Linked DNA regions of Homo sapiens: region 1 is linked to region 2. Evidence: chromatin loops called from intact Hi-C (ENCODE). Cell type or tissue: ovary. All regions are shown on one strand.

Region 1 (5,000 bases), 92 kb before region 2:
AGTAACTTGGGGTGAAAGGAGTGGGAGGGGATAGGGACGATGCGAAACTCTGCAGGGCTGAGCCCGGAGCTTCTCCAGCGGCAGCGTGCAGGCCCACTGGTTGAGGGCTCATTACAATTCGAAGGTCAATGCACAAGGTTTGAGCTGGAACCAGAGCATCAGCATTTCTAACCAGCTCCCAGGGGTCCCAAAGCTGATGCTGCAGGTCCGTGGCCAGGGCTGTGGGCAAGTCTCCCTCTCTGCCTGAGTCACAAGGAATTTGATCATCTTGCCTGCACTTTCCACAAGCTCAGCAGTGGTGAGGAGCAGGAGAGAGGAGGCAGAGGCCCGGGGAGTTCACCGGAGGCACATCTCAGACACAGAGGCCCAAGGGTCTGAGCTAGTCACTGTGTAAGCTGTGGTGAAAAAGAGGCCCTGTAGTACACGATCCTAAACAAGATAGATGCTTGTTTCTCTCCGATAGCACAGAGGGAGGTGGCCCGGGGCTGGGAGGCCAGCTCTGCTAGCTTCAACACGTGGGGTTTGCTTTGCTGTTGTTATTTTTAATTTTTAAGAATTTCTCCAGTGTCAGAATCTAAGGGCACAGCACATGGTTTTTTAACCTCTGGATCCAAAGTGGTTGCTTCAGCTCCTGCCATCATGTCTACATCCCAGATAGTGGGAAGGAAGGAAAGGCAAATGTGATTAAGTTGAGGACCTTTGGATGGGGAGGTTTTCCTGAATTAACTGGGCGAGCCCAATGTCATCACAGGGGCCCTTTCTAAGAGGGAGGTGAGGGGGTCAGAGTCAGAGGGGAGATGGGACAATAGACTCTGAGGTTGGAGTGATGCATTTTGAAGACGGAGGAAGGAGACCATGAGCCAAGGGATGCGGGTGACCTCTAGGAAGCTGGAAAAGGCAAGCAAGGGATGAATCTCCCCGACTCAACACAGCCATGCCCATGCCCACACCATGCCCTTGCCACACCCACTCACCAACGCCCACATCCACACCCATGCCCACACCCACTTATCCACACCCAGGCCCACTCACCCACACCCACTCACACCCATGCCCACTCACCCACACCCACTCACCCACACCCACACCCCTACCCACTCACACCCACACCCGCTCACCCACGCCCACTCACCCACACCCACTCACACCCACTCACCCACACCCCTACCCACTCACACCCACACCCACTCACACCCACTGAACTACACCCACTCACCCACATCCACAGCCACTCACCCACACCCACTCCCACACCCATTCACAGCCACTCACACTGTCACCCACACCTACTCACCCATACCCATTCACCCACATCCACTCACCCACACCCATACCCATTCATCCACACCCACACCCACTCACCCACACCCACTCACCCACACTCACAGCCACTCACCCACGCCCATTTATCCACACCCACACCCCCACTGACACCCACACCCACTCACCCACACTCACACCCACACACACCCACTCACCCACACCCACTCACACCCATACACTCACTCACACCCACTCACCCACTCCCACACCACTCACACCCACACCCACTCACCCACACCCACACCCACTCACCACACCCACACACCCACACCCACTCACCCACACTCACAGCCACTCAGGCTGGCACCACGCAGACGTGCCATTTCCTTCACATCCCATCTTTGATGTAGGAGGAAAGCGGAGTGCCCCTAGAAAACCCACGCAGACACGGGAGCGTGCAGACGCCGCACACACAGGGGCCCCAGCCGGGAAGCGACATTCCCCCCATTAACGCGGCGCTGAAATCACACTGAATGGCGTGGCCCTGGGGCCTTCCACGTGTTAGGCTGGTTTCAGCCTCTGCATTTGCAGCCGTTGGCTGGGGTGGCCTTAGGAATGAACACGTGTGCCGGGGAACACACGCCCCCGCTTAACCCCAAGGCTCCTTCTGGCTTGAGAGCGTGGGGGCGGCAGCCTGGGCTCTCCATGACTCCTCTGGGTCCTGATCTGCGTGTGGGGGCTGCACCCTGACTGAGACCCGGCCCTTGGTGTGTTTCCCTCCTTTTGGGGCCTTCCGCCAGGCCTTCCTACCATCAGCTGAGGACAGAAATGTGCAACCCGGGCAGATGTTGAAGAAAGTTTCAATCTCTGCTTTGCAACTGCCAAGGGACTTTGAAAGAACATCCAAGTGAGACCAACCTCCCGCCACGACAACAGCTCTTGAACACCGCTTCCCCTGCTCCTGCTCTCTGATGGGATCGTGTCAGAGTTACTCAGGCCCACTGACTACCCCCCAACCCCCTAAAAACCTCTTACATGGCCCCAGATCACTCAGATTGGAGGCTCACTTGGCCCTTCTCCCCTTCCTCCTCTCCATGCCCCTCCCCGTGCCAGGCACCACCTCCCCGTCCTGCTGGCTGCTGGGGGTCCCACCCTCGCTCATGGCCACAGCATCCGCAGCATCCGGCGGCATCGCAGCATCCACTTCTCCTGCTCCTCCCTCACCGAGGGTTCCCCCATAACCCCCTACTCTGGCAATGTAGTTTTTTCTCACTCTGCCTCTCCCTGGAGGATTTCTGGTGAATTTTACCAATAAGCAAGCTTTTTAAAAATAAGTGACGTTCTTCGAGGACTACTTATGTGTCTGGCACTGTGCCCAACATTTCCTAGACTACACAACCTCCTTTCAACATCCTGATTGCCCTTCCCTACAAGGATAATTATTAGGCAGCCTTTTCTCCATTTTGTAGATAAGGAAACGGGCTGGAGGGGTTCCCAAGGTCTCCCAAGGTCTCCCAAGGTCACGGTGCTGGGAGCTGGAGGAGCTGGGTGCAGACCCGGGTCTGGCTTGGCATCGAAGCCCCTGGGCGGCTCTATTTTCTGTTTCTGGGCTGTTGCAGGAACTGGCTGCAAAGAACCATCCCTTCTCACTGGCCTGAACAGCTTGTCCACATTTTCTTCCAGAAGAGTGGCCCTTAGCGTCCCTAGGGCCACTTCCCTCTTTTCCTGACAAGGAAGATAAACTGAGCCGGTGCTGTGGGTCTGAGGCTGGGCCAGGGAGGCTGAGCGGCTCTGGCTCTGGCCGGATCCCCGGCCCAGGACCAGGACTGAGTCAGCGAATGCACAGCCCCACCCTTGGGATGGGTCAAGCCAGGCCCAGGGAAATGGCACCGCTCCCCCTGGCTGGGCTGGGAGGCTTTGTTTAAAGGGTGTCTTTTCAAAGGACCGTTCTGAGTAATAGGCCATGCAGGGGCTGTGGACAGCAGACCATTTAACCCCTGGCCAGCGCCCCTCTTCCCCCATCTTGAAACCCCCTGAAGCTGAAGGGGAGAAGGCTGGCCTGGAGCCCAGGGCTCCGAGCCTCCGTTTCTTACCTGTAAAATGGAGCAACAGCCTGTCTGCCCTCCTCCAGGTGCTGTGAGGACCAAATGAGATCATGGAAAGAAAAGTGCTTAGGAAAATCACCCATTCCATGAAGCGTCTTCGTGAAGAGCTGCGATGGGCCAGGGTGGGGAGGGGGTGTGCAGAGGGCTCTGTCGGGAGGGCGGAGTCATGCCCAGATGAACCTGGGAGCCCCGGAGTGCCGGGCGGTTCTGGGGCACCGGAGGGAGCTGTAGCTGGAAGGGTGGAGGGCAGTGAGCTGGAGGAGGTGCTGTCCCAGAGGCCAGAGCCAGCAGGAATGCCAGTTCATCCCAGCCTCGCACTCAGGGCCTGGCACGCTTTAGCTCACAAGCTCTTGCAAACAGGGGGCTGAGGCTCTGGAGACGGCACTTGTCCAAGGGCACACGGCCGGGGCCTGGTGGAGCTGGGTTTGACGGCCTGAGCGGAGGCCCAGAGGCGCCTGGGAGTGGGAGGAGGGGCAGGACGTGCAGGTGGCCAGGGGCCAAGGCGGGGAACCCAAAGGCCACCCTCACAGCCTGAAGGTCAATGGGATGGCGAGGGCACCCTGTGGGAGGGTCTGAGTGAGGGAGGGGACAGAAGACGCAGGGTCCTTGTGCCAGGAGCCCCATCCGTTCTCTCCGTGACTCTGCCAGGGCTGGGCTGCGGACGCTTCCCTCTCATCACTGAAGGGTGTCGCTTCCCTTTTCGGGACCCTGCCTGGGCCTTGGTCTTCTGGACAAACACTTGGAGTAGGGCGAGAACATATCCTCTCGGAGATAAGGCCGGGGCAGGCTCAAGGCCAGACCTCCCTGGAGCTGGCTTCATGGATGGCTGCGGGCTCCCAGCCTGACTCTCTGGGCCTGGAGACGCTGGAGTTTTTCTGGTGATAAGTTACCCTTGAACCCCTGAGGAACTCAGGGGGGCCTAGCGCCCTTCCAGGACTATATGGAGTTTACAGACAAATCTGACGGGAAAGTCTGTGGCCTTTAAACAAATGCAATACTCAATGCACTGCTTTGCTTTGGTGTGCAATGAAGGCCCGGCCACTTGAAGGAGGGCTTGTGACAGAGCCCCTAACCTGGACGTGGAATGGAGCTCAAGCACCTGTTCTTTTTGTTCTTTTCTTTCTTCTTTCTTTCTTTGTTTTGAAACAGGGTCTTGCTGTCTTGCCCAGGCTGCAGTGCTGTGGTGTGATCCTGGCTCACTGCAGCCTCAAACTCCCGGGCTCAAGCAATCCTCCTGCCTCAGCCTCCCAAGTAGCTGGGATTACAGGCTCACGCCACCATGCCCGGCTGATTTTTAAAATTTTTTTGTAAAGATAAGAGTCTCCCTATGTTGCACAGACTGGTCTCGAACTCCTGACCTCAAGCAATCCGCCTGCCTCGGCCTCCCTCTCAAAGCACTGAGATTACAAGCGTGAGCCACTGCACGTGGCCTCAGGCACCTTTTCTAAACTCTTTTGCTTAGGGATCAGTTTGGGAAAAATTATAATGTTCATGGGGTGCACCTGTTTTCTCTCATTAACAATTAAAATAGCTCTAGAGAATCTCATGGGAGAAGCATGGATTTTTTTTTTTTTAACAGCTTTTTTTTGAGGTATAATTCACATACCACACAATTCACCTGTTAAAAGCCCA
Region 2 (5,000 bases):
GTCATGGCAACCACGCGAGGAAGGACTCTCCAAGTGGAAAGTGAGGCTCACACGGGCTAAGGAGAAGTCAGGGTGGTGCAGCTAGCGTGTGGCACAGCTGAGATCAGCATCAGCAAAGCCCAGCCCTGGGCCCCTCCCCACTCTGCCTCCAGGTGGGAAAGGCTGAGAGCTGTGTTCCCAGTGGAGCTACCAAGAGTGACATGAAGGCAACGAGGCAGGCTCTGCACAGGGAACCCACGTGTGTTGTTTTGGCAGAATGTTAAGAACAGAGCCAGAGCCAGACAGGGTGACTCATGCCTATAATCCTAGCACTTTGAGAGGCTGAGGCAGGAGGATTGCTTGAGCCTAGGAGTTCAAGACCAGCCTGGGCAACGTAGCAAGACCCCCATCTCCACAAAATATTTAAAATCTAGCTGGGCACCATGGTGCATGCCTGTAGTTCCAGCTACTTGGGAGGCTGAAGCAGGATCGCTTAACCCCGGGAGTCTAAGGTTTCAGGGCATGACGATTGTGCCATTGCACTCCAGCGTCAGTGGCAGAGTGAGACCCTGTCTCAAAACAAACAAACAAAACAGAACAGAGCCGGGATCCTCCCCTGCCAGAGGAGACCCTGAGCCAGCCATCACACGCACTGGCTGGGGAACAGAGCTGGCTGGGGAACAGAGCAGGCTGGTGGCCCAGGCCCCACCCCCGGTGCCAGCCTCTGCGGCCGGAGCCGGCGCTCACCATGTACTCCATGTTGGAGGCCTGAGGCTGCACCTGGCCCCGAAGCTTGTTGTGCAGCATGAGGATCTCCTCCTTGTCCTCCCTGGGGATGGCTCTGCGGACCCGGGAGTGAGACTCGTTGTGCTGGTATTTGCTGAGCAGCTCCTCTAAGAGAGTGACGTTGGGCAGGAGGTAGCCTTGGGATCCGCAGACCAGGAACAGCAGCCCCAAGGGGATGACACCACCCAGGACGCAGCTCATGGCTCCACTCCTGCAGCAACTATGGGACTCACGGGGCAGCCTGGGCTCCTCGGGCAGAGCTGGGCGCTTGAGCTCTGAAAGGAAGCAGAGGGTGGTGGGAGAAGTCGCATTAGTAGGAGCCGGTCACAGCGCTGGCTGGAGCAGCGAACGCAGCACACACGACTCTCTCCATTTTACAGATGCGGAAACTGAGGCCCACAGAAGCTAAACAAGCAAGGTCCCACAGACAGGAAGTGGTGGAGCTGGGATTTACGCCAAGGGTTTCCAGCGAGGCAAGCTGTCAGGATTCCAAAGAGGATAACCTAGAACAGTTCTTCCTGGACTCAAGTTTTCCTTGAGCGAGTCCCTGCATTTTCTAATTATGAGTCAGCATCTCTTATTCATTCAGGACTCAGGTGAATCTCAGGCACAAATTAGCTTCTATCACCTGCCCCAAGGGGATTGCTAAAGTCATTTCCCATCACCAAAGGATGCTCCGTGGACCAACGTTGAGAGCAAACTTCTAGTCCCTGTGAAGTCAGACTCAGTTTACCAATAGTGGTTGACATATGGCTCCTCTTATCACGGCCCTCGCCCCGGGCCCCACCCGCACATCTGTTGCACACTAAGACACAGCTGCCCAGAACCACGTCCAGCCAAGGCCTCAGCCTTTTGTTCCCTCAGAAAACCCTTCATCAGCACCTACACAGGCCGGTCGTTTATGTTATTCTCAATCACCATGGCAACCCAGGAGGTCAGGCTGTTCTCATCCCCATTTTACAGATAAGAAACCTGTGGCTGGCCGGGGGCGGTGGCTCACGCCTGTAATCCCAGCACTTTGGGAGGCCGAGGCGGGCGGATCACAAGGTCAGGAGATCGAGACCATCCTGGCTAACACGATGAAACCCTGTCTCTACTAAAAAATACAAAAAATTACCCGGGCGTGGTGTCACGCGCCTGTAGTCCCAGCTACTTGGGAGGCTGAGGCGGGAGAATGGCGTGAACCCGGGAGGCGGAGCTTGCAGTGAGCCGAGATTGCGCCACTGCACACTAGCCTGGGCGACAGAGCGAGACTCCGTCTCAGAAAAAAAAAAAAAAAAAGCAAGCTATGGCTTAGTGTGGTGACAAGACAAGCCCAGGGCCGGCCTCCTGGTAAGCAGAGATGCTGAAATTCGAAATGATGATTACAAAGACCCAGAGTTTTCCAGCAAGCTACCTTGACTCCTCTGTCCCTGGGGGCCAACTACCTCCCCTCCATTATAGGGTCACGAACCACAGACCTCCTCCTCCTGGCTTGCCATCTGAAAAATGTATGTCATTGGCCCAAGAAGACAAGGAAGGGCTTGAACGAGTGCGTCCACGCACACCCCTCCTCTCTGCTTTCCTCGCAGGGGAGAGTCGGGGCCACCCAGTCACCTCCATCAAGCGCCTTATTTTGTGCTGGACTCCGAGATGGAGACTGGGGATGCGAAGATGAAGAGGACTCTGTCCCTGGCCTCAAGGAGCTCAGTTAGGTCGGGGAGATGGAGGAGGAAACCCGCAGTCCCCACATAGCAGGACAAGGCTGACTCTAAAGACAGTGCCAGGCCCTCGAGGGCCGGAAGAAGCAGCTCTGTCTGGAGGGTTGGGTGGTGGCCGTGCCTCAGGCTGACCCGTCGGAACTCCACGGGGCTCAGTTCTTCACATGAGTCCTCCCTGGTCTTCACCCCCATAGCACCAACCAGGTGTTTACCAGTCAAGTTGGCTGGGACAGTGGCAGTGCAAGGTGGGCATCCTCGGGTGGGGCCGGGGTGGGGAGATGTAGATCAAGGCCTGGAGGGGATAGAGGCCAAGACGGGCATCCCAGGAAGCAGAAACGTTGGCAACAGGCGACAGAGGCTGAGCCAAAGAGCTATGGGAATGCTGTGGTTCCCATTCCCGACCCCTGGAAACTCTCCAGGGTCCTGACTGAGCCTGCGCCTCAGACAAAAATAACCCCATGCGGAGAGGAGAGGCTTGGCTTGCTTTGTAGCAGGGCAGACGGGCTGCCCTCCTCCAAAGCCGAGCCCGGGGCTGCGTGGGGAGGACCTCTGCGTGCTTACTCGTCCCACTGGGAAGCAGACCAAGAATGCAGAACTTCTCAGGATCCCTGATCTCTCTCTCTCAGGTTAGTCACACCACCATATATGAGCATTTCCAGCTGCAGGCGGCCAGGCTCAAAGAAGAGATGCCAGAAAACTCTGACGCTGGGTTGAGGTTGAGAGTGCGGTAATCGGCGTCACGGGGTGTCCTCCTGGTGTCATGACGATGCTCCGCTGATTTGCATGTACATAATGAGATATCTTGGGGATAAGACCCAATCTAAACACAAAATTTGTTGATGTTTGAGATACACCTTATACATGTAGCCTGAAGGTAATTTCATCCAACATGTTAAAATAATTTTGTGCATGGAACAAAGTTTTCACTATGTTTTGACTGCAACCCATCACATGAGGTCAGGTGTGGAATTTTCCACACGTGGCTTCAGGGCAGTGCTCAAAAAGTTTTGGATTTTGAAGCATTTCGGATTTTGGATTGTCAGATCAGGGAGGGCCAACCTGTGCTTAACAAAATAAAACAAAATGCCAAAGTGAGAAAACAGGAGGAGTCAAATGCTGTTTTTAAATGAGTCCTCTGGCACGTCCTCCTGAGCCAGCGTGAGCTATCCCAGGAGATCTGACTGGCCGCCTTTGTTCTGAATGTTAAAGGGACTTCCACAGCTTAGAGGCTGGTCCTTCTCTAAGGATTCCAAAGAGAAGTTATGAAGTCTCAGGTGGAGCTTTAGAGTTGGGAGAACCACGGGGTTTAGTGAAACCTCCACATTGGAAGACAACAGAAGGAAAAGGGGAGAGGAATGGGAGGGTTTCTCCAAGTGCCCTCATGTGCACCACAAAAGCCACCAGCCTGGGAGACACAGGCCTGCCATGCTGGGTGGTGTGCCAGTACTGTTGGGTCTGAAAGTGGTTGGGTTTGACTTCAGCCCAGAGGGCCTGGGGGTGGGTCGGAGGGTCCCTGCTTGGGAGGGGATGAGGCTCCTCCAGATCTGGATGGCTCCTACTACATTTGGGCCGCAGGAGAACACAGCAGATTTTGAGCAGAAAAGTAACCATAGGCCGGGCATGGTGGCCCACACCTGTAATCCCAGCACTTTGGGAGGCCGAGGCAGGTGGATCACCTGAGAAGTTCGACACCAGCCTGGCCAACACGGAGAAACCCCGTCTCTACTAAAAATACAAAATCAGTTGGGCGTGGTGGCGCCTGCCTGTAATCCCAGCTACTTGGCAGGCCGAGGCAGGAGAATTGCTTGAACCTGGGAGGTGGAGGTTGCAGTGAGCCGAGATCATGCCATTGCACTCTAGCCTGGGAGACAAGAGCAAAACTTCACCTCAAAAAAATTAAAAAAAGAAAAGTAACCATAAAAGGGCCAGCACCTCATTCCAGTTTGTACCCCCAGAGCCCAGTGCTGGGTGCACAGGAACAAGCACACAGCTATGGGTTTGAGCTGGTTTTCCCCAAACTCACACACTGGAGCCCTAATGTCCAGGACCTCCAAATGCAATGTATTTGGAGACGGGGCCTTTGCGGAGGTGATTAAGGTAATGTGAGGCCATGAGGTTGGGCCCTAACCAAGCTGACTGGTGTCCTTACTAGAAGAGTTTAGGACCGAGACACGCAGAGGACGACCACATGAGGACACAGGGAGAAGACGCCGTCTGCCAGCCACAGAGAGAGACCCCAGAAGAAACCAGCCCCGCCAGCACCTTGATCTTAGACTTCTGGCCTCCAGAACTGTGGGAATCTAAATTCCTATTGTTGAAGCTTGTGGTACTTTGCTGTAGCCGGCTTAACAGACCAACACACATCAGATAACACATGGCTGGACAGGACTGTTTCCAAATATGCCCCTGGCTATTGTAAAGAGGAGACACGAAGGAGGCAGACAGGCACGTTAGGAGGCCAGGCCAGGGTCCTGGCTGGAACCTGGTTGGTGCCATCTGCCAAAGCCACAAACCAATTGGCCGAGGCCCAGTTCA

The links. Peaks named below come from ENCODE experiments on the same cell type or tissue, not always from the same donor. Only the 100,000 strongest peaks of a DNase experiment are listed, where the experiment ranks them.
Region 1: it touches region 2 in a loop (2.9-fold over the local background); 14 of 110 quality-filtered maps call a loop at or near these places.

Annotation. Positions count from the first base shown.
Region 1 is chr16:84,926,962-84,931,961 of GRCh38, reverse strand. It overlaps LINC02176 (long intergenic non-protein coding RNA 2176), which reads right to left and starts at 3,987. Exons shown (of 4, transcript XR_933830.2): 1 at 3,357-3,987. In ovary, no CTCF peak of the experiment used is centred here; DNase peaks (open chromatin) are centred at 1,978, 3,071, 3,729 and 4,151; H3K27ac peaks cover 2,609 bases.
Region 2 is chr16:84,834,462-84,839,461 of GRCh38, reverse strand. CRISPLD2 (cysteine rich secretory protein LCCL domain containing 2) reads right to left here. Exons shown (of 15, transcript NM_031476.4): 2 at 727-1,040. The coding sequence starts at 966. Among named protein-coding and RNA genes, the nearest start is that of CRISPLD2, 17 kb to the right of the region's middle. RefSeq lists an enhancer at 2,722-3,290. In ovary, no CTCF peak of the experiment used is centred here; a DNase peak (open chromatin) is centred at 3,101; H3K27ac peaks cover 3,066 bases.